Linked DNA regions of Homo sapiens: region 2 is linked to region 1. The links are chromatin loops, found by intact Hi-C in ENCODE. Cell type or tissue: dorsolateral prefrontal cortex. All regions are shown on one strand. Links, peaks and the distances in the headings refer to the core of each region. The heading gives the core; the rest is flanking DNA. Region 1 holds the start of SLC35F1 (solute carrier family 35 member F1). Region 2 overlaps SLC35F1 (solute carrier family 35 member F1).

Region 1 (15,164 bases), core at 4,304-12,303:
GCCTTCTCAAAAATAATCAAATCTTCTTTTAGCTGACCTGGTCCAGATTCTGTTCAAATCAGAGCACTTCCCTCTCCGTCCTGGCTGCCTCCACCCCACTTAGACTCACATTTCTTCCCCTCTAAATGACTGCAGTAGCCTCCTAACTGATCCCCAAACTCTGGTCTTTTCCTTCTCCTTTTGTCCTATAGATTTTCCCCCAGAGTATCATATTTGGGCACATCTCTGATCATGTCATTTCTCTACTCAGTAACCTAAAATAACTTAATAAGTCTAACTGCTTATTAGAGCATCTAAGACTTTCAGTTATCTGATCCCATCCTACAAATCTAGCCTTAATTCCCTCTTCTTCCCTTTGTATTGACGCATCCTATAATATTGTCAAACTGGACACTTAATTCTTCCCCAATCTCTTACTTCCATGAACGGCTCATCCTGTCTCACCTCCCTCTCCCTGCACATATTCCTTTCCTACCCATCTTTCATTGCCAAGGACAAATGCCATCCCTGATCCCTCCTGACCTTTCTCCAGCCTAGCATGCTCTCTCCCTCCTCTGTGGTTTTACAAAAGCACTTAGCTGTATCACCACATAAATTTGTTTTCTTCTCTAGAAAAGGATAAGAATACTAATCTTTGTTATTAGAAGAAAAACATACAATGTAATGTTTTATACTATAAAGTATATGCCTTATAAGGTAAAATCAGAGAACTTGAGTCATTGTCTAAATGCTAATTTTAACTCAAACATCTCAAACACTCTCGTTAGGTTGTATCAAATTATATATAAAAATCCATATATAAAATATACTCTTGCATATTTTAAATCTCTCCATCTGCAATGCATAAACATGTCCCCAAGTCCCAAAAAGTTGCCTATGCACTGTCAGCACATTAATATTTTCAGAAAACTCTATTTTCTTGAGTTACATGGCAAGGACCTTGATAGGTTCACCCTGAACAGAAGAATGGGATTCAAATCTGTTCTCCTTTTCCTTCTAACATTCTGAAGTTGGATGAACATTAATAGCTGTTCCTCTTTTTTTTTTAATATTTTTTAAGCCCTAAGTGAAACAAACTCAATGGTATTCATCAAAAAAGGTCTGCTTCTTGAATCTATGTAGACGTTGAGTAATTTTATTATGTTTCAGTCTTCTACCTGGGCAGTTTTCCTAAAAGTGAAACAACTAATTTATGGGGATTTTTTGTCAGATCAGCTTGAAAACATCATTTTTGAAACTATAGCATTTTGAGAGGTATATGTTATCTTTATTTCTATTTTAGTTAAATTGCTCCCTTGATGGGTTATATTCAAAGGGTAATAACAGAAACTCCACCAATGGCACCCAGAGGCCATACTAGCCATTGTGATCCAGCAGTGCCCAACATATAATAGTCACTCAATAAACACTCATTGAATAAAATTCTCCCTGCATGAATGAATCAATGAATGTGAGGAGATCTATCTTATACGACAGACCAGAGTGCTTTGTGCTTTCTCAGACTCAGATATGATCACAAATTGTAGCCCTGTCACTCTAAATCTGTATATAATTAGTATGATTTGGTTTTAAAAATCTATTCAGTGTTTGTTCAGTTATAGTAGGTTTCTCTATTTTTTTAAATGGAATTTATTAGGAATTGGTGGCTTATAATCTCGGAACTTGCAAAACTATATTTAAGGGCTTTTTTTTTTTTAATCCTCAGAGAGTCACATAGTAAATATTCTTCAGACAAAGTTTAGAATTTAAATTAATAGAAACTCTCTCTATATATATACACACACATATACACGTGTGTGTATATATGTGGATAGACAGATAGATAGATAGATAGATAGATAGATAGATAGATAGATAGATAGATAGATAGGATTCTTTTGTTTTTGTTTTTGGGGGGATTTTTTTGAGATGGAGTTTCACTCTGTTGCCCAGGCTGGAATGCAGTGGCGTGATCTTGGCTCACTGCAACATCTGCCTCCTGGGTGCAAGTGGTTCTCGTGCCTCAGCCTCCTGAGTAGCTGGGACTATAAGCGCATACCACCACGCCCAGATAATTTTTGTATTTTTAGTAGAGATGGGGTTTCGCCATGTTGGCCAGGTTGGTCTCACACTCCTGACCTCAGATGACCCTCCCACCTTGGCCTCCCAAATGCTGGGATTACAGTTGTGAGCCACCGCCCCTGGCTGAAACAATATTTTTAAAACTTAAATTATAATATAATTCAAAAAATTATACTCATGTTGCCACTAACTAACTGAGTTGCCACTAACATTTTTTCTAAGAAAATACTTCCTAAAGAATATTTATTGTTATTGTTTTCTTTGACATTTCTTGTGAAATTCCTTCTTAACTATTGTACATTCAAGGATTCCCTGTATAATTCCAAAGTGTCAGAACAAGGTTAATACGCATTGCATATTGAACAGCTCATTTACATTATTCCAATATCTAGACACTGGGAAGCATTTATTTAGGCATTATGTGTAACAATTCAGATTATGAATTACAACGTTCATTCTAAATAGTGATACACATGTCAAGTTTCCCAGTTAGGTTTTGAGGTTTTGGCCCAAGAATAATGTTTCGTCACATGTGTGTATTCCATAAGAAGGCTCAGCATACAGTTACTGCTTAAGAATAAATGAATATAGACCTGTATATGTTCATGTTACCATTAAGAAACATGCCCAAAATTCATAGGTTTTTTCCATACATCTACTGAAGTTTGTCTTCCTAAGCATACTTCTTGAGAAGCATAATCAAGAATTAATGTGTCTGAACAATGTACAGGGCATGCTCATTGGCCTGAACGCAAATGAACAAGCAAGCTAAACTAAAATCTGGTGGTGGTACTTTCACATGCTCCATATTATTTTTATGAGAAATGGCAACTACATAATAAAACATCTCTTGCATTAAGTAACTTTAGAGCTATATGAGCGATATGAGCAGCAGCTCAATTGCCTATACCTTCTACATCTATAGATGTGTACAGTGAAAACAGACATCAGTTAAGATGCCCCTAAGACACTGAAGGATTTTGAGAAAGTAAAAGTTCAAAGAAAATCACACAAAGACAAGTATATTTTAATACACGTTAATTACCTGAAAACACATCATCTTTATCTGAGGTAATCCAAATATCCCTTTAATGTGAACATTAGTTTCTCCAAGCACTGGGCATAAATACAAGTATACTGGTATAATCATTTATTTTTATAATTTTGTCCTTTTAGTTAAAAACAAATGCACCCTTCAGACATCTTTTCTTTACTACTGATCTTAGAAAAGTCTGTTTTTAATCACACCACCCAGTTCCACTTGGAATATTTTATATTAATCAACCTCATTACTAGCTGATCTTCCTCTTTTCATTTTGACATGTTTTAGACGGAGCAGCTTGAGGAAGATTCTCACCATTAATTTCCTAACAAAAGCCTTCTCACTTGATCAGAAAGGATCATCTAAATTATATGTTTCCACCAACTGTATGGAATACCTAGAGTTCAGTCATATCCATTGGTTCATGATGTTCTGTCCACCTTATTTAATGACTCAGAAAGGCTATGTACACATATTGTCCCATTTTACATGGTAAGTTTCCTACTTGGACATTGATTTTATGTAGGCTTGCTTCAAACTCTTCTATGTATATCCTTAACGATCTTTGGTTTATATTCAAAAAGGTTTCAGAAATTTGAAAATAAATCTAAATATAAGTTGGAAATCAGTTCATTCTAAATCAAATGAATGGATGAGTCAGAATCAGTAGTGATTCCATTCTAATGATTAAACATTCCCGCCATAAGACTCAAAGAGGCAGAAACCCCTTTATAATTTGAGACAACCCACTGTATGTCTTAATGGGAAGAAAGTGTATCAAAACAAGAAATTCACAGATATTTCTGTTAACAACTGAAAATAATACTCATGTGGGAAAAGATAAAAGCACACATATGCAAAACACAAAACAAGCTATCACTCATTTCTCAAAAACATTTCATTAAGAAATCATTTAGAGTACAAAATCTTCAGGCACTTTAATATGTAGGTCAGTAGCTACTCCTGTATGTGTCTAAGAAATCTACCTGATCAGCAGTTTCTTTGAGAGGGTCATCAACTGTTGCCCTTGAAGTATTTTCTTTTCGTCATTTTCTGATTGCCTGTGGCAGGGTAATATATACTATACCATGCTAAGAAATAAGGGAAGGCCAGGCACAGTGGCTCATGTCTGCAATTGCAGCACTTTGGAAGGCCAAGGTGGGAGGGTGACTTGAGGCCTGGAGTTTGAGGCCAGCCTGGGAAACAGAACGAGACCTCGATTCTACTAAAAATTTAAAAATTTTTTAAAAATAGCCAGGCATGGTGGTGTGCACCTGTATTCCCAGCTACTTGGGAGGCTGAGGTGGGAGAATCACTTGAGCCCAGGAAGTCAAGGCTGCAATAAGTTGTGATCATGCCACTGCACTCCAGCCTGGGCAACAGACCAAGATCCTGCCAGAAGGATGGAAGGAAGGAAGGAAGGAAGGGAGGGAGGGAGGGAGGGAGGGAGGGGAGGGGAGGGGAGGGGAGGGAAATGTGAAGAAGACTTTGCCGTATTTTTTCCTTGTTTGAATCAATATATTGATTGGTTCACAATTTTGAATATTAAAGGAGTAGTAATTATTCCAGCATTTAAATTGTCATGTTTCTTGCATCCTTTTGCCAAAACAATTTTGAGTATACCAGGGGAAAAAATGTGATGTCCCATTAATTATTTTAAAAAATTATCTAGTGCCTCCTCTTTCACCAAGTCTTGAATATAATTACATTCTAATCTAACTGTTTCACAGAAAGGGAGTAGTCAACCAATGAAATACCCCAATTGTTGTGTACAAAATGCAGCAATCCAACTCGACAAGCCTTTAGAGTAAGGGGAGAGGCTATGGAGTATACTATGGAAATAAAATGATGCTGAATAATGTAAGGCAGATTTTATTAAGATAACACTATATTTCATTCTAAGCTTCTTGAGAGCAAGAAGTACCTTTAATTAATTATTGATGAGCAATTCTCTCTTTAACTCTCCCTGGGTAGACAGGATATAGATAGCGTATGTGTTTGCAGTTCTTCCTCTGGGTTGTCAGATAGCTGTTCCTGTAGACTGTGACCAATGGCAGGCAATTCGCCAGGCTTGGCTTGCTCACAGTCTAATATTTCTCGTCCCATTGCACCACTCTGTGTCTCAGCATTACCCCTTTGGCCCAGTGGGATGCTAGGAGCTGACAGTGGTACAGCCCCCATTTCAGTCACTGAAGAGACTAGCCCTACCAGCCCACAGCAATAGAATGCTGCTAACCATATATCTGCATGTCAAAAGTTGGAGGGATATTTTTTATATTGGCTCCCAGCTTCCCGATTTGGAACCACTTTCTGCTAGGAGCTAAGTTGCTGCATGCCAAGGGTAGAGGAAAGAAGACAAATGAAGACAATGAGTGGACAGGGCAATGTGGGTGAAGTATTCAGGAAGGAGGAAGAGGAAAAGAAGAAAGCAAAAAAGGAGAAAGTAAGCAGATGGTGAGTTCTTAGAAAATTGACAAAGATGCTTATGATTAGGCCCCAATGGGCCTGCCTGATATCCATTACTGACTAGTCCAACACATCATGAGGGTTCAAACCAGAGGGGAGCCACATCCAAGCACTCTGCAGAATCTCAAAAATTCACTCTCCCCCATACTCTCACTTTTACCTAGAGCCTAATCACTCTATAGCCACTATTAAGGCTCTCATTGACATAATTATGGCACAAAAGCCAAGCCCATCAGCATGCTAAATAAATTATGCCATTGAGATTTTAAAACTTGCTCAGATTTTTCAGTCTCCTTACTAAAAATGTTCTTTCTTGAAACAAAGAGTTTCTTCTTATCCTTTAAGGATAAGGAAAAGCCAGTTACTCAATACAAAATATTATATTGAAAATTTTGAATAACTTTGAAAGACAAATAAATAAATAATTGTTTTAGCTTAAGTCTAAAGGCTACAAACCTAGGGTTCCATTCACGGTTGTATACCTGCGATGAAATGCCGTCAACCCAACATAAGTATAAGTTCCTCCTCTATACACTGGGACTAGTACAACTCATGTCACAGATCGTTTCATTAGAAACACAAGGTTCTACCCATAACGTAGCATGACTTCAACTTCATTTGCCTATGTTTACCCCATAGGCTTACCTTAGAAAAAAAATGAGTTGAATACATTAATTCATGTAGATCTTTATACTTTTCCAAGTGTTTTCTTCAGCATTATCTAATTCTCAAAATCATGGTAGGGAAGTAAAACAAGTACTGTATTATTAAACATAATTTACAATGAAGAAACCAAGACCAAGCAGATAAATGGCTCTGCTGCAAACCACTTGTCTAGCTACTGGCCAAGGTATGATGACAACATACCCCTCACTCCTACCTCAGTGATCTTGTTTTTCTGGGCTCTATGATTCATTACATATCAAGAAATAACCTACATGGAATCAGTAATAACTTATAATTGAGCAAAAAGAAACTGAGCAAAATATTACATCAATATTTTCTAGTTTGATGAGAAATAATAATAATTAAAATATATTGTGATTAAAAATTTAAACAGCCAATGACAAGGTAATTGCAATTGAAAAAAAAACTCACAGGTATTCATAAAAAATACAAAACCCACATAATATGTACTGAGCCAGCGTCTTCTTGCTTTATTCTACTTTATCTTTTGGAAGGTGGTATTCTCAGCTACAAATCAAAGACTTAGTTCTATTACCAACTCCTGTCTCCCGTCAGAGTGAATTTCTTTCTGTTTGATAATAAATGGAAAGCTACAGAAGTACCCGCAAATAAACTAACGCACGCATTAATTCCCCACCAGGGATTCTTGAATGGTTCGGGATTTGATATAACTAAATTAAACTATACTCCCAAAATAAGGATATTTCTCAAGATTCTATTTCTGTACATAGTTTGTACTCCCACCAGAGCTTTGAGCCCCAGACAGTTCCGTGTGAATTCGTTGGGAATCTCTGCTACCCAACACAATGCCACACAGAAACCTGTATGAACAGAGCGACTGGAACAGTTACCCCTACAGATGCATCGAAAGGCACCCACGCATCCAAACAAAAAAGAACACAAAACCCATTCCCTATACAATTTTTTAAGGTGTCAGCTCGTCAACCATTTCAAGTTACTTAAGTAGAAAAAGTCCCTTTCACATCACAGTTGAGTCAGAGGTGCCAGAGGTACCCCCATTTTCACGTCAACCCAGGTCCTCATCCTAAAACGTCAACGTCCTGAATCCACTACGCAGATTCCAGCACTGGAGGCGCCGGCGATCGGCACCCGCCCCCTCCGGCATGGGCGCTTCGGAATAACTGGGCGCCGCCGGCTCACACCCTGCCCGCAATGTTTTGCACTTTGCTGGGTCTGTTCCAGGCCTCTAGCCCTCTCTTCGCTGCTCCCAGCCAGGAAGAGTCCGAGAGGCGACTGGAGCGTCAGGCTGGAGAAGTGGGTTCCCTCCGCCTGCTAGGCTGTCGCTGCGACCCCATTCCCCCGGCAAGGGGTCGAAGCCCCCGGGCGGGGCGGGGCGGAGGACAGCACGAGGCCCAGGACTTCCACGCCATCTCTGCAGCCCCGCGCCTCCCTCCTCAGCCCTGGCCGGGTCCCCGCGTCCCCCCGACCCCCGATCGCAAAGCCGGGGTGCGAGAGGGAAAGGGAAGTGAGGCGGCACGCGTATGGAGGGTGTGAGTGCGGACACACATACAGGGTGGCTAGGTACGAAAAACCCCGCCTCTCCCCGAACTCCCGCCTCGGACCAGCTGCAGCTCCACCACTCCAGGGCTCCCTGCGCCGGGACAAAGCTGCCGCGGCCTCTCTGCGCCCGCGGAGCGCGTCGTCGCCCGATCTCCTCAGTCTCCTCCGGCCGCAACCCCGTCCCAAAGGACCCGTGGGCCGCCCCAGGGACGGAGGGGACCCGGAGCCGGGCGCCCGCAGCCCCCGCCCCCCGCGCCCTCGCCCGGCGCCGCCGCTCACCTGTTCAGCACTTTGCGGATCCTCTGGCGCACGCCAGCCCGGGAGGAGGCGGACAGGCTCCCGCCGCCGCCGCTGCCCTCGGCCGGCAGGTTCTCGATGGTGGTCACCACATGGTTCGGCGGGGCTGGCGACGGCGGCTGCAGCTGCTGCTGCGGCTGCTCAGGGGGGATCATCGCGGCAGAGGCTGAGGCGCGGCGGCGATCAGAACGCAGCCGGGTGCATCGTGTGCCGGTTCCGGGCCCGGGAACGCGCAGAGGACCCGGCCGGGCGGCCGCGGCCCGGGAGGCGGTGCTGCCTGCGAAGCGGTGAGGCGGGGAGGCACCCGCGGCTACGGCCGCCGCCGCCCAGCCCGCCACTCACTCCTCTCCAGTCCCAGTGCGCGCACCCTCGCGCCCGTGCCGCCGCCGCCGCCGCCCGCCCCGGCTCTTCCCGAGCCGCGTCCCCAAGTCCTGGCCCGCCCCGCGAAGTGGCTGCGAAGGGTGTCGCGCGGGGGCGCGGAGCTGCCGGTCGGTTCCGGGGAAGGAGTCCTGATTTCTCCTTGTTTCCTCGTGCCCGGGTCTCCTCGGGGCGCGCGGCGGCAGTTGTGCTGGCGCCGCCTCAGCCTGTGCCCCGCTCGGTCGGAAAGCTACCGTCTGTGTCTCACGGAGTGAGAGACCGAGGGTGAACCCGGAGAGCCGGGCGGGGGCGCCGGCGGCGGCGGCGGCGGCGGCGGCGGCGGCGGCAGAGCGGGGCGCGGGCGGGGGACCTGCGCGCTCTCCTCTCGCCAGAGGGCGCTGCCGAGGTGCCTTGTTGCCCCCGACCCTCTACTGCCCCGTCCGCAGAGGCCCACGGTCTAGGTTGTGGTGATTGTTTTGGTTTGGGTGTTTTTTAGGGGGATAAGGGGGCTGGGAATAGATCCTCCCTGTGGAGTTGGCGGGGATTCCTCGTTTCTGCCCAAGCGCCGCGGAATCCAGCACCACCGGCCTGGGACAGCGGCAGGACGCCGAGACAGGTGCCGGCCCCGGATTAGAAACCCAAACGGAGAATCCTAGATGTTGCTCCTACTACATTCGCCATAATTGGCCTGGTGGAAATGGGAGAAAAAACTACTTCTCACAAAGAATCAATTCTGGGAACTGGAAAAAGCATATCAGACCAACTCAAAACGTCTCCATTTGAGGCAATGTAGTGCTGTGAAAGGAACGTAGGCAGATTTGAGTTTCAGTGGCACATCTGAAACTTATCCGCAGAGACTCTAAGCAATTAAATTCTGAGACATTCTTCTCTGTGCAGCGAGACTACTCATGTCTTTCTCCCAGGGGAGTTGTAAGACTTAAATGAGGTAAACCACGCAGCAGGGGAGCCTAACAGCTCCTTTAATAGTCCCCCAACTCCAAAAGGGAAAGTCCTGTGTATCTGCCACAGAAATCTTGGACCATATTTCTACCAATGGAAACTGACTCTCTGTCCCGGGCATTCTTATACCAATTGATCCGGATCCCAATTAATAATCGATTCTTGAAAGAGAGATATTTTTCAAATTTTCCTTTATTTAGACTGTTTAGATAGGGATCTTGCCTTGAAAAATGATATGCATTTTAAAAAACTCTTCGCTTCAGTGCAGGGAATTGAGTAAGTTTAACAGGTAAGTTTGTTCACACAAAGGCATGCTGATACCACTACTGAATCCAAATGCTCTGAAACCAGCAAATTAAAAATACCAGTGATAGGATTTGCCACTGAGAGAGGGAATTGGGGAGAAAATAACACTCAAAAAAGGAATGGACTATGTCCTTTCAACAGAGGAGAAAAGGAATATGGAAGGATATAAATAAGATGGGATTCTTTGTTCAGTTAACAAGGTCCAATTCCTTTAACAAAATTCGGAGTCTTTTTTTAATCATCAAAAATATGAGAAAACGGGTATTTGCAAAATCTCTTCAATCTATATTTCAATTCTGTAAAACCTACTTGCTACCTGAAATATCCCTGAGGTTTCTTTCTACAGAAATTAACCCCAATTGGAACATTTTCCCTTTTATAATTAAAATGTCGTCCTGTTCTTTCTCAACAACCTTTCATTCTCTGATTTTTCCACCTCAGATTTGCACAGGACACTCTGAAGAATTATTACAAACAGGACCAAGGCTTGTAGCCTCTTGGGCATTAAAATTCCAATAGTGGCAATAAATTTACCCTTAGTGGACCCACCGAATGTAGCAGACATGAATAAAATGCACTTCAGCTGAACCTGGCAGCAAATCGTGGTAGAAGTCTCTCTATTAAAACAACATTTATGGTAATTTCAGGTGTCTGCCTTGAATAACTGGTTGCTTCAGTGCCCTCTTCCTTCACATTTGGCTTGCCTCCCTTTGAATGTTTTTGGCACATCACGACTCAGTGCTGTGTCTGCACTTCAATGTCTGCATTTGCATCTGGTCATTTCTCTAGAGGGACTACTAAATCCAAATGCTCTACATCTCCTCTGAGTCAGGAAGGGAGAAAACCAAGATGAAAGAACAACAAGATGAGAGATGTAAAATTTCGATCTTGTTGGTAAGACCTCAATGCAGACTCAAGCCTTATGCTTTTGTTACTCCATTTCTGGGGGAATACAGCATCAGATCCCTTCTTATCCTCTGATTCTGTACTCCATGCTCATTTCTTAGAAAGTAGCTAACCGCCAAGTGTGTTGGTGTGTGCCTGTAGTCCCAGCTACTCTTAATGCTAAGACAGGAGGATGGCTTGAGCCCAGGAGGTAGAGGCCAGCTTGGGCAACATAGCAAGACACCATCTCTAAAAGAAAAAAATATTTAAGTAGCTAGATAACATTTGTGAAGTAAGTAAACAGGAGTCAAATGTCCAAGTGTCATAATGGTGTGTCTGACATGAAATTAAACATAAAAGATGTAGAAAAGGGCTGCTTCCCTTTTTCCTGCTGCAAGACTTTTGTCCATCCCTGACCTCAAAATCAGTTCACGAGCTCTGACCAAAAGGAAGGGAGATGAAGGCAATGGGCTAAGGATCTGTATGTAGTTTTCAGTGGTGGCATGTGGGTTCCAGGGACATGCCTACTTCTCAGTTTACCTCCTCTTTGTCAGCTGTGGTTAGTGGTATGATGCTATTGCAGAATTTCCATGCCACAAAAAATTCTGCCTCTCTTACCATTATATCACCCGAATTTCTCTTCAGGCACAGACTAGTTCTGTTGAATTCCTTAAGGAAGCAGAAGTTGGCTATCAGCTATACCTTCTTTAGTGTTTCTCATTTTGAAGACATGTCCACTGATGTGGGGAAGAGTGAAGTTTGGCCTATGTCAGAGTCACCAGGCACTGACTAATCTGTTTAGCATAGACTGCACCTGTGCACGTTATTGAGAAAAAAGCTTCACAGTCATGCACCAGAGGTAACTGATGATCCTCCCCAAATTGCTGAACAACTATCTGGAATTGCTTGTGCTGCTGCAAATGACCAGTGGCCATATGCTTTCCCCGTATCATTCTTTTAATCTTTTTCTTTATCTCCTAAGTCAGATTGAATCTTCTCAACATGTAGTACTGAATCTATGGCCTCCAGAATGATAGAGCTTTGTGGTTTTGATTCACATAATAGAACTTGAATGGGAGAGAAAGCCAGGCAAAACTGGTGAAAAATTTGTGGAGAGGGGAAATGGCAGAGGAGTAGAATGGGTAAATCAATTTACATCCAAGAAATGGATACAATAATTGGCATGTTAAAGCACAGAACTTCAGTGAACAATCATCATCAATGAAGATAGTCTATAAATGGTATTAGTGGATATGAAAATATGCACAGAGCAGGGAAACAGACACTAGGCAACAGATATCAAAGACTGTTCACACATTCTACACGATGTTTCTGTTTATGTAATTTTTTTGTTTTGCATTTTGGAAACTTATTCCTTTGGAGTAAACCCAGAATACTGTGTAGGTTTATAATTGACCTTTTTGCTAAGAGAGATGGAGGATTAGAGATTAGTGCTGTTAGTTGTGGATAAGGGCTAATTTTGCAGAGTCAGACTACATTTTGATGAGTTTAAAATTTCTAAGTATTATTTGCAGAGTATTCCATGTCCAAAAGCCTGGTTTGGTATGTCTTTGTCATGGTGACATGGTAAGTCTCTGTTGACAGGAAGTTTGCCACATTCAGTGAAGGAATTATTCAGTAGTATCAATTTCCTCTAAATGAGTAGGATTATCTTAATATCCTAAGATATTAGGAAAAAATTCTATAGATGATGATATCTCAGAAGCGCTTACTATTTTACATACAATCAGTTATCAAATATCTGAATAAGGGAGAAAGATCCTTATACAAACATCAATTATTTCAGCCAGTGACTTCAATATTCTCTCCTTCTAAATATTTTAATACATAAAAATACTGATGGAAAATTGTGGGTAAAATTGTAATGACTTTTGTGTGGAATTTATACACTGAGTTATTAGGGCTAGGTAGGTGGAACTTGGAGCCCAAGTAATCTCAGTTCCAATTCCAGCTCCATTAACAAACTGGGTTAATTTTAGGCAATTATCTCAGATTTTCTGAGCATAAGTTTCCTAATCTTTAAAAATGGGGATAAGGGCCGGGCGCGGTGGCTCACACCTGTAATCCCAGCACTTTGGGAGGCCGAGGCGGGCGGATCACAAGGTCAGGAGATCGAGACCATCCCGGCTAAAACGGTGAAACCCCGTCTCTACTAAAAATACAAAAAAATTAGCCGGGCGTAGTGGCGGGTGCCTGTAGTCCCAGCTACTTGGGAGGCTGAGGCAGGAGAATGGCGTGAACCCGGGAGGCGGAGCTTGCAGTGAGCCGAGATCCCGCCACTGCACTCCAGCCTGGGCGACAGAGCGAGACTCCGTCTCAAAAAAAAAAAAAAAAAAAAAATGGGGATAAGGTATATACCTTTCAAAACACATAAACATTAGAAATTATGATTTTATATATTATAATATATAAATATATATAATTTCTAATATTTATAATTTTATAAATATATAAAACATGATTACATCTATGATTTTATAATATATAAAATCATATATAAAATTTCTAATGTTTATAATTTTATAAACATAAAACATGGTTATATTTTTATGATATGTATTATATAAAATCATGTTTATAATTTCTAATGTTTATAATTTCTAATATATATAGCAAGAGAGAGAATATCTGGCATAAAAACTATTTTTAAAAACGAATTGATCTGGACCTGGTCATGATAGAGTGGCTGTTATTGGAATTAACTTTCCCATGTGAACAATTCAATTCTAAAAGCTGGATAAAATATTGGACAGGAGTCAATATAAGACTATGATTCTTTGGGGAACAGAAACACATCAGAAATGAAGCACATTAGATGAGCCCATGTTCATCCCAGCTTTCACCCTATGGGCATTTTCCAGATGACAGTGTAGAGAAACAGTGCCCAATCAGAGTGGCAGTCTCACTGGGTAAAAGGGACAGAGATGGGAATTCAGAGCTGCAAAGGCAACTGGAATTTGGTGGGCAGAGTTCCAAAAAGGAGGGACCTAAAAGAAGGACCTTAAAAACACTGTGTGAAAATTCCCCTCAGAGCCAACTTTTATGCTATATATGTGCAGCACAAGAGTCTGGGAGATCAAGCAAAGAAAGCTGCTCAGAAGCTAGAGGGCTGAAAAGAGATTTCAGAGGCAGCATAGTGCTGAAAGGAATATAGGTTGGCATTCAGGCACAGTGATTGTAGAGAATACTTGGTGAGTCCCCAGACTTTTGTAGAAACTCTTAAAAAGGCCATACCCTAAGTATAAGAACCATGTAATAAGGGCTATGCCCTAAGACTAAAGACAAAACAATAGACCTTCCCTAACAGAGCCTAAAACCAAATCTCAACCTGATAAAGGTGATCCACTGACAAATTGATTGCCTTCCAGATTAAAGCTTAATGCTCTCTTGAAAAAGATGCCATCATCCAAAATCTCTATACTGTAAATTGATAATATCAAGCAATTAATCAGAAATTACTGCAGATGCAAAGAAGCAGGGAAAAGGTTACAGATAATCTATAGTACAGGTTAACAAATGTTTTCTGTAAAAGGCTAAGTAATAAATATTCTTGGCTTTGGAGGCATTAGTTTCTCTCATAATTATTCTGTTGCAACTTCTCTGCTGTTGCATGTGAATGTAGCCATAGACAATAGGTAAATGAATGTGGCTGTGTTTCAGTAAAACTTTATTATAAATAATAATCTATAAGATGAACACTGAAATTTGAGTTTCATATAGTTTTCACAATTCAAGAATTTTTTTTTTATTTTTTAACTAGTTAAAAATGTAAAAACCATTTTAGACTTGGGAGTTATATAAAAGCAGACCAATATTCATAAATATAGATGCAGAAATCCTTAACAAAATATTAGTGCATGAATTCCAACAACATATTAAAAAAATTACATACCATGACCAAGTAGGATTTATCCTAGGAATGAAAGGTTAATTTAACATCTGAAAATCAACTAATGTAATATACCACATTAATAGAATAAGGAACAAAATCTTCATGAGCATTTCACAAAATTTAACATTCATGCTTGATAAAATATCTCAAAAACTTGTAAGAGATGAAAATTATTTGAATCTGAAAGAACATTTACAAAAAACTTACAATGAAAATTATATTTAATATTTAAAGACTAAATGCCCTTCAAGATCAGAAAAAAGTCAAAAATATCTACTCCCACCACTTCTACTCAACAGTAGAAGGATAGGAGGATATAGCCAGTTCAATAAGCAAGAAAAATAAATAAAAGAGATTCAGAAAGAAAAGGAAAAGGTAAACCTATCTCTCTTCACAGATAAAAAGATCTTTTATGTATAATATACTAAGAAATTCACAAAAACACCATTTAGAATTAATGACAAATGCAGCAAGGTTTCAGGATATAAGATCAATATACAAATATCAGTTGTATTTTTTTTCTAGTAATGCACAATCTGCAAATGAAATTAAATAATTATATTTACAATAACATCAAAAAGAATAAGATACTTAGAAATAAATGTAATAAAAGCAGTGCCAGACTTTTACATAAAAAGTCACAAAGTATTATTGCAATAAATGAAAGAA
Region 2 (15,164 bases), core at 4,122-12,121, 360 kb before region 1:
ATATTTTTTAATCCAGGGAGAATATGTTTTAATGAGATTTATTCAATCAACCCTTTACTATAAAATTATATTTCCTCTGTTAAGAAGTTTGCTTAGCTAAAGCTGTTTTTTCTTACCTATTAAAATAAGCAGCAGAAAAAAAATTTGTATCTAGTTAACTGGAAATTATAACATATTGCATTAATAACATATAAAATATTAACATAGTTTATGCACAGCTAATGCAGTAGATGCCTGACACGGTGATAGCAATTTTTGCACAATGTTCATGGTGAAAGTTATGCTAGAACATCTGTCATTTATGTATGTATAAAACCACAATACGTGATAATGATTTACAAATTTTGGGTAAATGGACATGTTTAAAATTATGAAGTGTCTACCCAAACCGATAGTTCTCTCCCTCCTCTGAATTTCACAGCATTGGTATCTGTCTATGGCACCCACCATACTCCACTCCTTGTCTGTTACTTGTTAACTTGTGTATCTCATTTCCCCGCAGCCAACTGTTCTCTTACAAATCATGGTTGAAGGGCAGGGACTGTGGCTCACTCAGCTGTATATTCTGTGTGGTCTCCAGCATGAATCCTGCAGCATTATACATTCTCAATAAAAGGCTACATGAATTGAGCTGACTGAACAAGTCTTAATACATCCTATGGTAAATGTTTTCAGTGAGAACAGCTTTCAATTTATTGGTAGAGTTGGGTCTGATCACATCTCTATCACTTACTACCTGTGTAATACTGGGAAAACTACAGAGTCTTCCTGAACTTCAGTTTCCTTATATTAAAATTAGGTTACTGTGAGAATAAAATAAAATATGACATGTAAAATGCTTAGCATTGTATCTGACACTTAGTAAGTGTTCACTAAATGGTAGTTTAAAAAAGTGAATAAATTATTTCCTGAAGCACCTGTCTCTTTGGGTTGGGCATTTCTCATTTTGGATTGCTCCTTGATTCCAATCAACCTAGTCATAATTGCTTTGCAAAAACTGGCTTTCCTTATCCGATTTTTGTTTAAGTACTAGAAACATCATGTTTGGAGACATGTTTGTGTATGCGTGGTGGTGGGAGGAAAAAGGAAGGCTATTTGAAATCATGACTTACTACTAGGACAAGAAATAAATGGTGAGTTATATTATTCTAGAGTGTTGAAAGACTATCAGTGCAGTTCCTGAAAATGTATCCATCCCATTGAATACATCTGCCTCTCAAATAGGGGGAACCAACTATCTTGTTTTCCTGGGACTCTGTTGGTTTTAGCACTAAAAGTTCCACATCTGGGGAACTTCTCCATTCTGGGCAACCTAGGGCAGTCACTTACACTAATTTACTATGATAAAACGTCTTTACATTTGTTGTAGAAGTCACAATTATGGAAAAATAAGGACTAAGTGTTACAGCAAAAAGAATAATGGCTAAATTTCATATCTGGGCCACGTAATTTGGTGATGGTGTGCCCTTAAACATATTGCTTATCTTCTCTGAGGCTTGATTTCTTCAGCTGCAAGAATGACAATAAAAATTCTTTGCATAGTTAGGAGGATTAAATGAAATAATATATAATAAAGTACCTGACACCTGTGGGCACTCAATAAAAAGTGTCATTTTTACTTGATTGTGTTTGATTACCTGGCTCCTTGAAAATATTTTCCTTTCCTTGAAATAAATGTAAAAGTAAGTGTAATAAAAAATTATTGTTGGCATCTAACATCTTTGATAAATGAACTAAAAGATGCAATAAATGTATTGTGTTAGAAAAGGATATTTTGAAGGGCGAGAAGGATATTTCATAACAAGGAGCTATTTTGATTAGGTTTTATCTTAATCTTATTACCTTCTAACCTTGCCTTTTATATCCATTAAGTTTTCCCAGGCAAGCAGAGAAGTCCTGGTGCTGAATCTTTTCAACTTTACTAAGTCATTTTTACACACTCCAACACATCTATAATAGTTATAATATTCTCAGAAGCCACTTCTATTGCCTATTGCCCTGCACATCAGTAAATGCAGAGATGGTCTTTTGGAGGAGGCCTATACTGCTGACATGGAGCCAAGGTGACAAAGAGAATACACATATTAAGCCCACTGATTTTTTACCAGTAAGCTTGGAAAAGACATTTCCTTCAAGTGAGCTCAAAGGCGTGGAAGCATCCTATAGTGGGTGATGAGTTGTACAGGTGACAAACATAGAATGAGAACATAAGTGCTGTTCGCATCCTTCCCAACACATATACCACTCTATAGTCTCTAAGGCAGAGTCTTCCAGGCTGGGGACTAGGATGCTTTCTCTCCACCTCTGTCTAGAGTGGGAAAACTTGCTGGTCAAGTTTCATCAAAAGCCCTATTCCTGGCACATCATTCTGTGCCCTTAAACTTATATTTTGTACATGAAGTACTTAATGCCATCTAAGAAGTTTCCTTCAGCCAGACTTAAATCAAAACAAAGAATTTCTGGATAGCTAATGAAGAAACATGCTGACGAAGTGGAATTAAAGCAATTGCTTTAATTATAATGAAGTCAAAGAAACTTTGAAAGGGCCGACATCAATGTGCTTGGAGACAGAATTGTCAAAATCCCAAACGAAGATGAAACATAGATTAAGCATTATAAAAAGGATGAAGTCAGACAGTCTCTTTTCCTGTGCAAAATTGTTAATACAGTGATAATTTTATTATTACTGTGATTTTCTTGAGGTAGAGTCTTGCTCTGTTGCCCAGGCTAGAGTGCAGTGGTGCAATCATAGCTCACTATAACGTTAAACTCCTGGGCTCAGGCGATCCTCCCGCCTCAGCCTCCCAAGTGGCAGGACTATAGGTGCACACCACCATGCTGGCTAATTTTTTCTGTAGAGATGGGGTCTCACTGTGTTGCCCAGGCTGATCTCTAACTCCTGGCCTCAAGTGACCCTCCTGCCTTGGCCTCTTGAGTCGTTGGGATTTCTGAATGTGCCTGGCCTGGTGATGACATCTTATATGGACTTGGATGCCTGACTTATGTTCTGGTGAGTACCTGCAGTATTTTAGAAAAGTTTTGTGACCCTGGCTGATTAATGCAATTGAACCAACTCTGCCATAGACATGAAAAAAAAGGAATATTTTTGATAATGATATGTAACAATTTTAGGATTCTATTGACCTCAAAACCAGTGGGTTTTTTTTTCTTTAAAAAAATATGTTCTCTGTGATGGCTTAAATTGCTGCCTACTTTAATATTTTTATAGAGGCAGAGCATGTCCAATCATAATTTTATAAAATGAGTCCTTGGATCCTATATCTGGGCTGGTCTTAAAACATCATTCTATGTACTTGGGCACCATTTCAATAGCACAGAAGGTGCTCCACAATGATAAAGCTTAATTCTGTTAACACTGATGCTTTGTATATCACAAAAGCAATGATGCTGTGGGCCTTAAGCAGATTCACATGGAGAAACCAAATTCCACTCCAGTATGTTTTAGCCACATCTACATTGTTTTTTTAAAAATGACACTTTGGAAAGACTCTCTAACAGACTTACTTTCTTTTTCTTAAGCAGTTTTGCTTCTTTTCTAACACTTCATTTAAAATCAAAACAACATTTTTTACAGGATTAATGAATACAATCTAGTGAAATCAATTCAAATTAGCTTAACATTCTAGGCTTAAATGTTCATCTTTATAGTTGACTATCGAATGCAAGATGATGGCCAAGATGAATGGCTGGGGTTCATGAAGATAGAGTTTTTATAACTAAGGGTACTTGCTTCTGCTTAGCCTGTGTTTACACAGTGTGCGGAAAGCTGAGAAAGTGTAATGAAATTACAACTTTAGGCCGGCCGCAGTGGCTTATGCCTGTAATCTTGGCACTTTGGGAGGCCGAGGCTGGTGGAGCACTTGAGGTCAGGAGTTCAAGACTAGCCTGGTCAATGTGATGAAACCCCGTTTCTACTAAAAATACAAAAATTAGCTGGGTGTGGTGGCAGGTGCCTGTAATCCCAGCTACTTGGGAGGCTGAGGCAGGGGAATCACTTGAACCCGGGAGGTGGAGGTTGCAGTGAGCTGAAATTACGCCACTGCACTCCAGCCTGGGCAACAGAGCGGGACTCTGTCTCAAAAAAAAAAAAAAAAAAAAAAAAAAATATATATATATATATACATATATATGACTTTAGAACAACTGGCCACATTGTATAAGACAAAAATATTATCTGATTGGTCCAAAAAGATTATTCATATCAACATTACTACATGTATATAGCATAATATTGGCCTTTTCATATGACGTCTATCAATATGTCATGGAACCAGTGTTTCATAGAAGAGAATCTGGGAAACACTGAGGTATTTATTTTCAGATTTCTATTGAAGTGGGGACTGATGGTGTTGTGTAGATGGTGTGGATGTGTGAGGCTGAGGCTGTCTCTCTTTTGTTCTATGTTGTATCTTCAGCTCCCAGCAACATGGGACAGAGAAAGAGGCCTGCCCTGGAGGCCGGGGGCCTTGTGTTCCAGTCTCTGCTTTGTCAGCTCTGTGACTTTGGGCAACTCACTTGGTTTGGATGGATCTTGGTGTTCACATATGTCAATTACAAAGGAGTTGAACAAGGTCCTTTTCAGTTATAAAGTTCTATGGTACAACATACATGACATTGTTTCAGAGACTTAACGTGACCTTGTCTCATAAAGAGAAACGGTCCACTTTTGACTCTTTATCATCTAATTTCCTAGAAGAAGGGGCAATTCCAAGAACTATAGAAAAGTGGGTACTTTCTATCCCATTTCTAATGTTAACAAAGAAGGTCATTTTTTTTCTGTTCCAAAAACCCTTCTGTAGCTAAAATTTTGGTATATTTTAAAGAATTGCAATGCTTTAAAAAGGGTCTTCTGGAAACCACCCTGACTCAGGGCTCCCCCAGCAGATTCACAGCAATTTGATGAGTGAATCATGCAGCTTTACCTTATGGGTTTATAAACTCTAATTGATACCAATAACCCCTCCTCGCAAAGCAAATTAAAAACCATGTGTGAGAAGACTGAACTTAACTCTCCCTCCTAAAATTATGGAGCACTCCTAACTAGTCCTCAAACTTTATTTACTCGTGGGCCTATAAACCAACCTTCACCCAGTAGTTTGAAAGCTCAGTCTTTCTCTGGCTTGACAGAGAAAGGTTTGGGGTTGGGGAAATGTGTGGAAGGCCCTGTGGCTCAGGAGTGAATTAGCTCATTACCACCAACTCTACCAAGGACCAGGGCTTGGGCCAGGCAGCTGGTTCAGGAACGGACTGACCTCCAAAACATCTTCTTGGTAGGTCATGACTCTCAGTTTTAAACACTGTCTGCATGTTTCTGAATGGATGCAGAAAGGGCATGAAAGCTGTATTTTGCAAACTCATGCACTCAAGAAACATGCATTAAGCACCTCCTGTGTGCCCTGTTTCAGGTGTGGGGAACAGACATGAACAGGACACAGATAGTGGGAAATCCAGGTTCCTAAGGTCCTTGTTTTCACCCAACTATGAACATTCCATTTCTTGCCTTGGCCTCACCCGCAGAGGTAAGGAACCTGGTGAACATCCGAAGACTCACCTGCTCCCTGATGTCTTCCCACAAGCACATCTGCTCCCACCATGCAGCCCATTCCCAGGATGCAGACAACGATGCCGATGAAATGCACAGCCTTGTACCGGATCAGCAGGAAGAACCAGGAGAGCAAAATCACGACTGGGATCACAAAACAGTCCAGGAGCTATTGGGAGGGATGAAGGTAAACAACAACAGGAGATTCAGGAGGAAGCATTCCATGTAGTAGGGAAAAGTAATTTAGTTCTGCAGAAAGGGTTCTGCCTTTCCCCTGAACCTGAGATTTTGTGTAGACCCAGACTTGATGTACTTAAAACAGACTCTGAAATAAATGGAAATTAGCTTTATTTATTTACTTAATTGTAAACATCCCCCAAACTTTAAGGGAAAGGGGAGAAGGCAAATTGATAAGACAGGCTGGTGGTGAAGAGTCTCCTGCCTCCAGGTGCTGGGGCAGCTCTGCCTCCTGTCTTCCTCAGGGCCAGGCCATGCTCCATGGGAACATCTTTGGTTCGGGGACAGTACACCCAGCCTTTTTACATTGTCCCCCTATTTTACGAGTAGATCCGGGAATGGGAGATGAGGGTGCAGAGGTCTTATAATGTTTTATGAATTATTAGAAATTAGACAAAAGTTGAATTTAATTTCTCCTGGACAGCTGTCTTCCTGCTACCAGTAAAAATTGATCTGTTCTTGTCATTTCATTCTTAAAATAAAAAAGTGCTCTAAATATAAATACAAATATGAGTCTCAAAAGTAGAAATACTTAAAAGAACTATTAGAAAAAAAATTTTTTAAAGAAAGTTGAATAGAGTATAGCAAAAAAATTTGATTTCATTTTTTATATATTTTGTACAAATAGTGAGATTCCATCTGACATGTAAGTCCAAAGAGTTGATAGAGAATTTGCCCCAATTATGTAGAGAGATAATGTGGTGAAATGAGAAGACCCCTGTGCTAGGAGCCAGAAGACCTGAATTTGAGTACAGATTCTCATTTACAGCTATGTGACCTTGGGCAAATCACAAGCTCAGGAGCCTCAAATTTCTGTTAGTAAAATGAAGATAACAACTTTCCCCAAAGATCAGCATGAACCTCAGAGATACTACATATGAAAGTAATTCTTAAATCACGAGGCCCTCATTGCTGGTCTATAACTCTGCTTTCAAACACACTCTTTGGGCTCCATGGAACTAATTCAGATTCTACCACACTGTGGTAAGACCTCTGGATACACTATCCAAGACAGGGTCTTTCTTAGACAAAGTGATGTCACATAGAACTGCAAGTTCCTTGTACCACATGAGGAACTTATGATTTGTCCAACCATCCAGTATATCTCCTTGCTGGAATTCTAAACAAGTGGCCTCTACCACCCAGCTGCCAGTACAGGGCAGTGATCCTCAATACTCCTTCACTTTCATTGCCTATATCCTATTGATTACCAAATTCTGCCAATTTAATCTTCCAAACATCTCTCAAATCTACTCATGCCACCCTCTCCCACTTCTGCCACCTAGACTGAGCTAACATCCTCTGCTACATGGAACAAGCCTCTCCTTCATGCCCCAGGGCCTTCACTTATGTACACTCCTCCTTCTGGAGGAGCTCCACTGCTTGAACTTCCTCCTCCTTTATCCTTCAGGCCTGCACTTATAATTTGCCTCCTCAGGAAAGCCTCTTAGATCCCCAGGCTAGGTCGAGTCCTGTTTGATGCTTTTGTTGAATGCTGTACTTCTCCTCTGTAGTTCCAATTGTAATAGTACTTAATTAGCACAGGATTATTGGCATCAGAACACTGCAGGGATTAAGAGGAGTATTCAATAAGAGTTATTGAACAAATATATACAAAGATTTTTAATGACCAGAAACATCAAAATAGAGTCTCCAAGATTCACTGAAGGCTGGAAAAGGTTTGCGTATTTGCAAAGCATCCCTGAACATCAGAGTGGCTTCTTGGCACTGCAAATAGCATTGTGAATCCCCTCTATCCCCAAAGCTTTTTGTGACCTGGACAGATGCTCATGTTTCTCTGTGCACTGGTCTTCTCCTCTGCAAAATGAAACAAGCACTCAGAATAGTAAGCTATCCCTGAGGTTGCTGAGATGATAAGGTGAGGAAGGACCACGTGAATGCTAAGTAGCACTGTGATGGCTGGGGGCTGAGCCCAAAGGTCACAGCACTCTTGGAGGGGCTACAGGAAGGAGGTGGTGGCAGGTAGGATTGTACTACAGCACACAGTTGCTCACTGCAGTTAATTAGCAATGTGAGTTAATGATGTGGTAATATGCTCTAAGGTAGGTTTTACAGCTAGCCTCAGATGCTATTTCAGTGTATTAGGAAATTTCAGTTTGTCATTGAAAACTGTTCACTGGGCATAAAACAGTTGGTGTTTTGTGTTAAAAATTAAAAATGATTGAATCAAGTTGAAATATTTAGCTGCACACTACAGAATTAGGGTTTCATTATCTGGCTGGAAGCCCTCAGTCAGTGGAGCTGAAGGCCTCTATTCCTGAATTATTGAGGGCAAGCTAGGCCATGGTCCAATCTTTGAGGAGAGCTGAAGTGAGCTTTTAGGTTCTCAGTGTCATTAGAAAAGCCAAAGCACTTGATGAGTCCTGAGATCTATTCCTCTAATGGTTTGAGTTGGAAAATCCTTATTTGTAAGTGTCAGGTGGTCCTGTGGGTAAGTGCAAACTTTTAGAAAGAAGAGAAGGGAAAGAAGAATATAATCATAATTTTTCTTAAAGAAGGATACAATCAAGCCAGTGTTTCTGGGGCATTTGAGGAGAGAAGCCTGGTGCTTATCATACAATGGGGCCTCAGTAATTGGTGGCTGAATAAATCAATGAATTGTCAGACATATGGTATCACTGACTGTCAGAAGGGACATTAGAGATAATCAAGGTTGCTACTGGCATTTAGGGTGGGACAACTGATTTTGCAAGATTGTCTCATGCTCTCTGCAGGGCAGTTAGCATTGCTGGGCCTTGACCGTTAAACATTCTACACATTTGCAAACGCCCCTGGAGGGCAGTATCTCCTCAGTTTAGAATCACCAAGACCCTTGTATTTAATAGTTGAGGCTTCCTAAGTCCTAAGAGGTGAAATGATGTGCTCAAGGTCACACAAATTGTTAGTATCAGCAGAAGTTATGTCATAATAATTTTTTGGACAATGTTTTAGTGAAGGTCAATGACAGGAATATTTAATTGCTACAGCTGAAGCTCTCACCATGGCATCTGTAACTGTTGAAGAGAAACTGTTTGGCAGCTGCTCTTAGTAAACAGGCTATTCTTTTTTAGTGATTTTTGCCTTCAGCTTTCCCCTCGTGGTCACATAACATAAAACATACTGACAAAATAATTTTTCAACAGTTTTCTCGTAGCTTAATTCCTTGGCTAAGTGGTTGTTAGAGAAGTAGAAAAGAGAAGCATTATAACTGAAACTGTTAAAAAAGAAAACAAACAAACAAACAAACAAAAACTCCTCTTCTGATTGCCATTAATCTTTTCAGTAGATTTAACTTTCTTTGCATACATCTCTGAATCTAAAAAGAAATTATAAAATATCCATATGAAAAAATAAACAAATATTATTTTATAACCATCTTATGCTCTGAAAAATCTCCAAGGACATTAAAAATACTTTAATGGAAAAGTGAAGTGTTTATTACTCTTAGATTTACATAGATTCCTTTTTTCCCCCTAAGGATTTAAACGAATTTTATTCTCCTTATGCCTTGAATCCTTAGGCAACACATGCCAGAGGTGTCTACGATTCTGTTTTCTAATTTTATAGACACGGCCGGGCACAGTGGCTCACACCTGTAATCCCAGCACTTTGGGAGGCTGAGGCGGGAGGATCACTTGAGGTCAGGAGTTCGAGACCAGCCTGGCCAACATGGAGAAACCCTGTCTCTACTAAAATACAAAAATTAGCCAGGCATGATGGCGCATGCCTGTAATTCCAGCTACTTGGGAGGCCGAGGCAGGAGAATCGCTTGAACCTGAGAGGCAGAGGTTGCAAGAAGCTGAGATTGTACCACTGCACTCCATCCTGGGCAACAGAGTGAGATTCTGTCTCAAAACAAAACAAAACAGAACAAAACAAACAAAAAGATAGAGACATGGAGGCACACAGTACACAATGGCTGGAGAAAAGTCTCTGAAGTCATGGTGATAGCAACAGGATTACAATTTGAACCTTGTAGTTTTTTTTTAAATTCATTTTCTAAATAGAGATGGGGTCTCATTATATTGCCCAGGCTCGCCTCAATCTCCTGGGCTCAAGCAATCCTCCTGCCTCAGTCTCCCAAACTGCTGGGATTACAGGCCTGAGCCACAGCGCCCAGCTTGAACCCTGTAGTTTTAAACAACATTTACAGTTGGTTGCATTAAGTTTGCACTTACAGTTTGTAAAAACGATTATGTTATTTTTATGGTAGACAAAGTAAATCTTCACAACAGCCCTTTAAGGGAGTTATGACTGTATCTACTCTATAAATAAGGGAACTGATGGTCTAAGAGAAAAGCAAATTAGTATTAGAACTGGGGCTAAAACACTAGCGTCTGGACTGCTAGATCGGAGTTCAAGTGCAGCTTCCAAAAGTTATTTAAATAAAAAAGGTTCATGCTGACATTACTTTTAAGACAACAGAAGACAGTCAACATTAAGTAGCACTAAAATTTTAAAAATATGTATATGTACAGGAAGATTGAAGCGTCATTTAATTTCCCCTCTTTCTCCCTACCTCTTTTTCTTTTCCACTCCAGCTGATCTCTGACCATCTTATCACTGTGCCTTTCTCTGTGGCCTTTAATCACATTTGGTTATGCCCTCTCCTGCACACACGCATCCCATCCCTTCCTTCCTGCCAAAATCTACTCGAGCTTCTCTTTGGACTTCTGTGGATGCTCCCTTCCTTTGCCAGCACTCCGCAGACCCCTTAACCTGGCTTTAGACACCCACACTTCCGAAAGTGTGCTCATCATGATGCGCGCAGCCCCCTCAAACACGGTCATGAAGCTGTCCCAGTAGTGGACAGTCTCATGAAGATGGAACATTTTCTGAGTGTCTGTGAGATCTGCCTTCAGGCTGCAAACCCTCTTTACAGCTGGTGTGTCTCCCCAATTGTATCCCGGTTTTACAGAATATTTTACAAGTCTTTGGTCCACAAGAGTTCACAACTCTAAGTCTGGGATGCAGGGAGAGGCACAGGCTGTGGAGCAGTAACATGGGATGGGGATTAGGGGGCTGTCTCCCCTTAGCAATGCTACCAGGGGCTTCGGGCAACTGCTGGCACATCCCAGCCCCAGAGGGGTGGGATAGAGGGAGTTAGGAAAAGCAGAGAGAGGAAGTCCTCTGGGTCATCGGTGCTTCTGCCTCACCCCTGCCAAGTGGGTGGCCAGCTGCTACAGCCCCCCTCCCTTCAATATCCAAGGGAACCTCACTCTCTTCTCTGTTTCTCTGGCTCTTTCCTGCAAAACCCCCTTGGAAGTCATGAGAGTTCAAGAATTAAAGGAGAGATAAAGCCAGAAAAAGTTTATTCTTCATTCAGCTGACATTTATTGAGCGTTTACCAAAGCCCAAAGCCCCAGCCCCTGTGTGCGTTCACGTGGGCCCTAAATCCTGCTGACCTGCATTCTGTTACTCTGACACTGTGCACTTTAATTTAAATTTTCTACAAAGAAAATGTGTTGACTATTATGCTTGTGTATGCATATGTATATATGCATATTTGTATATAGTGTTGTTCTGAATAATTTTGAGCCAGCCCAAATCCAAGAAGAGGAGATAGTTGGCCATTTTGCAGTAAGCATATTTTTATGGCCTAAGTCTCATGAAATGGAATTCCTTCATCAGTCAGCACCAGGGAAGGCCTCTGGATGTTTCAGGAGAGAATCCAAGGCCAAGTATGATATTGACTGGATACTAAGGTATCACACCACAGGTGAGGCTGTTGGGCTTCGTGTGGTTATAAGACATGCCATGGGGACAGAATTTATATTATTTTCTTTGTTTAATCACTTTGCATCAATTTTGAGAGTCATGTAGTACAATTGCATTTATCACAACCATATAACTTTATAAGAGTGATTGTGCAATGGAATCTGTGTAGGTCAAAAATATTGCATCATCACCATCATTCAAGTGCCAGTTGGCCTCATCCAGTCAAGTGAACAGAGTAACTTCAGAGTTTTATAAATTCAGTTATAATCACAAAGACATTAGAGAGACAGACACAAGTCAATTAAATACATTCACAGACAAAGGCGTAGATACACACAACTAATATTACAGGGATAAAATTCATATTTTGTAGAAGAAATAGGTTAAATGAAATTAGCGGAATGGTAGTGAGGAAGTCATGAGAACTGCAGAATTAGAGGAAGAATAAAGCCAGGAAAAGTTTATTCTTTCATTCAGCTAACATTTACTGGGCATTTACCAAATCCCAGGTTTTGAGTGGAGACAGTGAAGGCATATATAGATGAACAAGATATCCTTTCTTTCTTCCCTCAGGAAATTCATAACACCATAAGGAAACACTACATTCATTTATTTAATAATTTTTTGTTGTGTGACTGCTTTATATGGGCATAGCCAGGCTTTGTGATAAGGTAGATAAAACTGTCCCTGCACTCCAGGGACTCCCAGTTTAGGATAAAGACACCCAAAAGAAGTTGCCTTCTTTTTTAAAAAAAATTAAAAACCCTAAACCTGTAATATAGATACTTTATCATATCATTAGATTTAGCTTAACATTGTTGAGATATAATAAATATACTATAAATTTCACCCTTTTAAAGTATGCAATTAGTGGTTTTTAGTGTATTCATGAAGTTGTACAGCCATCACTACTATCTAATTTCAGAACCTTTTCACCATCCTCAAAAGAAACTCCATACCCACTAGCAGTTACTGTACATTCCTCTCTCCTCACAGCTCCTGGCAAACATGAATCTACTTTCTGTCTCTATGGATTTACCTATTCTGACTATTTCATATGAATGAAATCATACAATATGTGACCCTTTGTGACTGGTTTCTTTCATTTAACATGATGTTTTCATGGTTCATCCATGTTGTTCATGTATCACACCTCATTCCTTTTTACTGCTGAATAATATTGCACTGTATGGATATATCATGTTTTACTTACACATTGCTCAGTTGATGAACATTTAGGTTGTTTCCACTCTTGGGTTATTATAAATAATACTGCAACGAACATTTTCAAGCAAGCTTTTATGAGGAACATGTGGGCTTCATTTCTTTGGGTAGATATTGAGAAGTGGCCCTGCCAGGTCATATAGTAACTCAGTGTTTAACACTTTGAGGAATTGCTAAACTCTTTTCCAGTGTCCATTCCATTCTGCAATCACATCAGCAATGTACAAGGGTTCTAGTTTCTCTTTATCCTATCAACATTTGTTACTGTATTTTTTTTTTTGATTTTTGCTATCCTGCTGGGTGTGGAGTGGTATCTCCTTATGATTTTGATTTGCATTTTTCTAGTGACAAATGATATTAAACCCCTTTTAGTATGCTTATTGGCCATTTTTGTATCTTCTTTGAAAAATATCTATTCAAATTATTTGCCCATTTTTAAATGAGGTATTTGTCAATATTTTTATAAAGTACTATTTTAATCATTTTTGTATTTTTGATGATTTTATTTGTTCCTGTTCTTCTGAATTATAAATGATGCTTCAAACAACACACTTAAATATGAGCTTCTGCCTATATCTCTGAATATTATCTTAGGATAAATTCCCAACCATGAAATGATAGGTCTAAAGAGTATACACTTTTAAAAACTCTTGATGCATACTGTCAAAATTTTCTCCACAAAGTTAGTGGCTATTTACTTGTTCAATTTCAGAGTATGAATGTTCCAATCTTACTGTACTCCTATCAATTTGTACATTATCTTTTTTATTGCCAATTTATATCAAACATAAACTTTTATAATTGTTTTAAATTTGTTATGTGATTACTGATGAAGCAAAACTTTTTCTTTCTATTAAAGTATTAGTATTATTACTGATATATAAAATATCTTTATATATTATTAAGGCTATTAGACCTTTATCGTATTTGTTGAAAATTTTTTATAGCTTTAAAAAAATTATGGGTTTAAATATTTATTTATAAGCTCATTTTAAAAAAACTTCTTCTCTCTCCCCAAATCAGCGAAGTAGTCAACTATGGTAAGTCATCTATGTGTTCTTTTAGTTATTTATGATTCCTTTTTTAACATTTAAAATTTTAATTCATCTAGAATATTTTGTTGCATGAAATTAAGTTAATAGCTAATTCAGTTTCTTATTACAGTCAACCTTCTCACTGCATCTGTTGAATAATCGGTCCCTTTCTTGTTGCTCTGCAATATTTTCTCTGTAGTATATTTTATATATATTAAGATCCATTTTAGGGTCATGTTATATACCATACTACCAACAGTATCATGTTGCTTTAATTGCTGTAGCTTTACCAATGCATTTTTAATGTTTTCTAAGGCAAATTGGTTTTCATTATTCATTGTTTTCAGAATTATCTTGGCTATTCTCATCTGTTTTTCCCTTCAGATGAAATTTACTGCCATATTTTTTAGTCTTCAACATCCCTGCCCATCTTAAAAAATCCCCAGGGATTTCAAAGAGCTTTTACATCCATTATCTCATTGTCAAATGTTAAATGAAGGCTTTGGGGGAAAATCTGTATCTTTCTCCAAACTTTTATGGAGTTTCAAATGAAATTTTGAATTTGGATATTTGTATTTACTGCTGGAAAATATCAGTTGGGTAAAAATTACCCTTTTCGAAAAGAGCACAGTGATATTGATGTCAGATAAACAAGATAGAGGGTTTTCGTTAGAAAAATTAGATAGTCACATAGCACTTAAATGTTAGACTTTAGCCTACTGTTAGCTTTTCTGAGTTGATTATGCAAAGTTCCATAAAATAATCCAAAGTAATAACAAAATTCATTGTACTTTCAAAAGAATGAGTAGCTTTGCCCAGAAGTGCAGGAAAAGGCCAGTAGGTTACTTCTTTCCATAAAAGCAGGAAGTGCTTTATTCTAAAAGATCAAATCTGTAACTTCAGTTTTACCTGTTCAAATAATTACCTTAACTCATGAAAAAAATAATCAGAGTGTAATAAAGTTAGTACATTATGGTATTTTATGTTTTCTGACTTATATGCTCTGCAACATGGATGAAAATGACAAGGAAATCTAGGTAACTAAGATTGGAAAACTGCTCTGCAAATTAAGAACAGTGATTTCAGGAAATCTCCATAGCATTTCCATTTTCTACTTACAAACCTAACAACTCGGCAATGCTTGTTCTTTATCTTCAACTTATGGCTTTTAACTACCTTCAGAAAAGCTGAGTATAGTACTATGTTTTCATTCTAATAAAATGTCTATTTAGAGGCTGTCTTTTGTGTCTAAAATACTACATGTTCTGTTTTCTTCTTTAATGTTGGATGCTGTGGTCCCAATCACCTAGTTTTCCTCTCTTCTTGGATTTAACTGGCAGAAAATAATAGCTTGATTCATTTGAAACTGCCACATTTGTAGGTCAAAT

Evidence for each region. A loop is a pair of places that touch in the nucleus more often than their neighbours do. Peaks named below come from ENCODE experiments on the same cell type or tissue, not always from the same donor. Only the 100,000 strongest peaks of a DNase experiment are listed, where the experiment ranks them.
Region 2: a loop joins it to region 1, with 4 times the contacts of the local background. A loop is called at or near these places in 3 of 110 quality-filtered maps.

What each region holds. Positions count from the first base shown.
Region 1 is chr6:117,900,792-117,915,955 of GRCh38, reverse strand. SLC35F1 (solute carrier family 35 member F1) reads right to left here and starts at 8,692. Exons shown (of 8, transcript NM_001029858.4): 1 at 8,057-8,692. The coding sequence starts at 8,229. It overlaps LOC124901480 (a long non-coding RNA gene), which reads left to right and starts at 9,026. Exons shown (of 2, transcript XR_007059904.1): 1 at 9,026-9,680; 2 at 10,139-10,297. In dorsolateral prefrontal cortex, for the core only: a CTCF peak has its summit at 8,897; DNase peaks (open chromatin) are centred at 5,179, 7,385, 7,805, 8,765 and 1 weaker place; H3K4me3 peaks cover 4,049 bases; H3K27ac peaks cover 2,970 bases.
Region 2 is chr6:118,257,563-118,272,726 of GRCh38, reverse strand. It overlaps SLC35F1 (solute carrier family 35 member F1), which reads right to left. Exons shown (of 8, transcript NM_001029858.4): 4 at 5,573-5,732. Among named protein-coding and RNA genes, the nearest start is that of PLN, 280 kb to the left of the region's middle. In dorsolateral prefrontal cortex, for the core only: CTCF peaks have their summits at 8,380 and 8,584; a DNase peak (open chromatin) is centred at 8,566.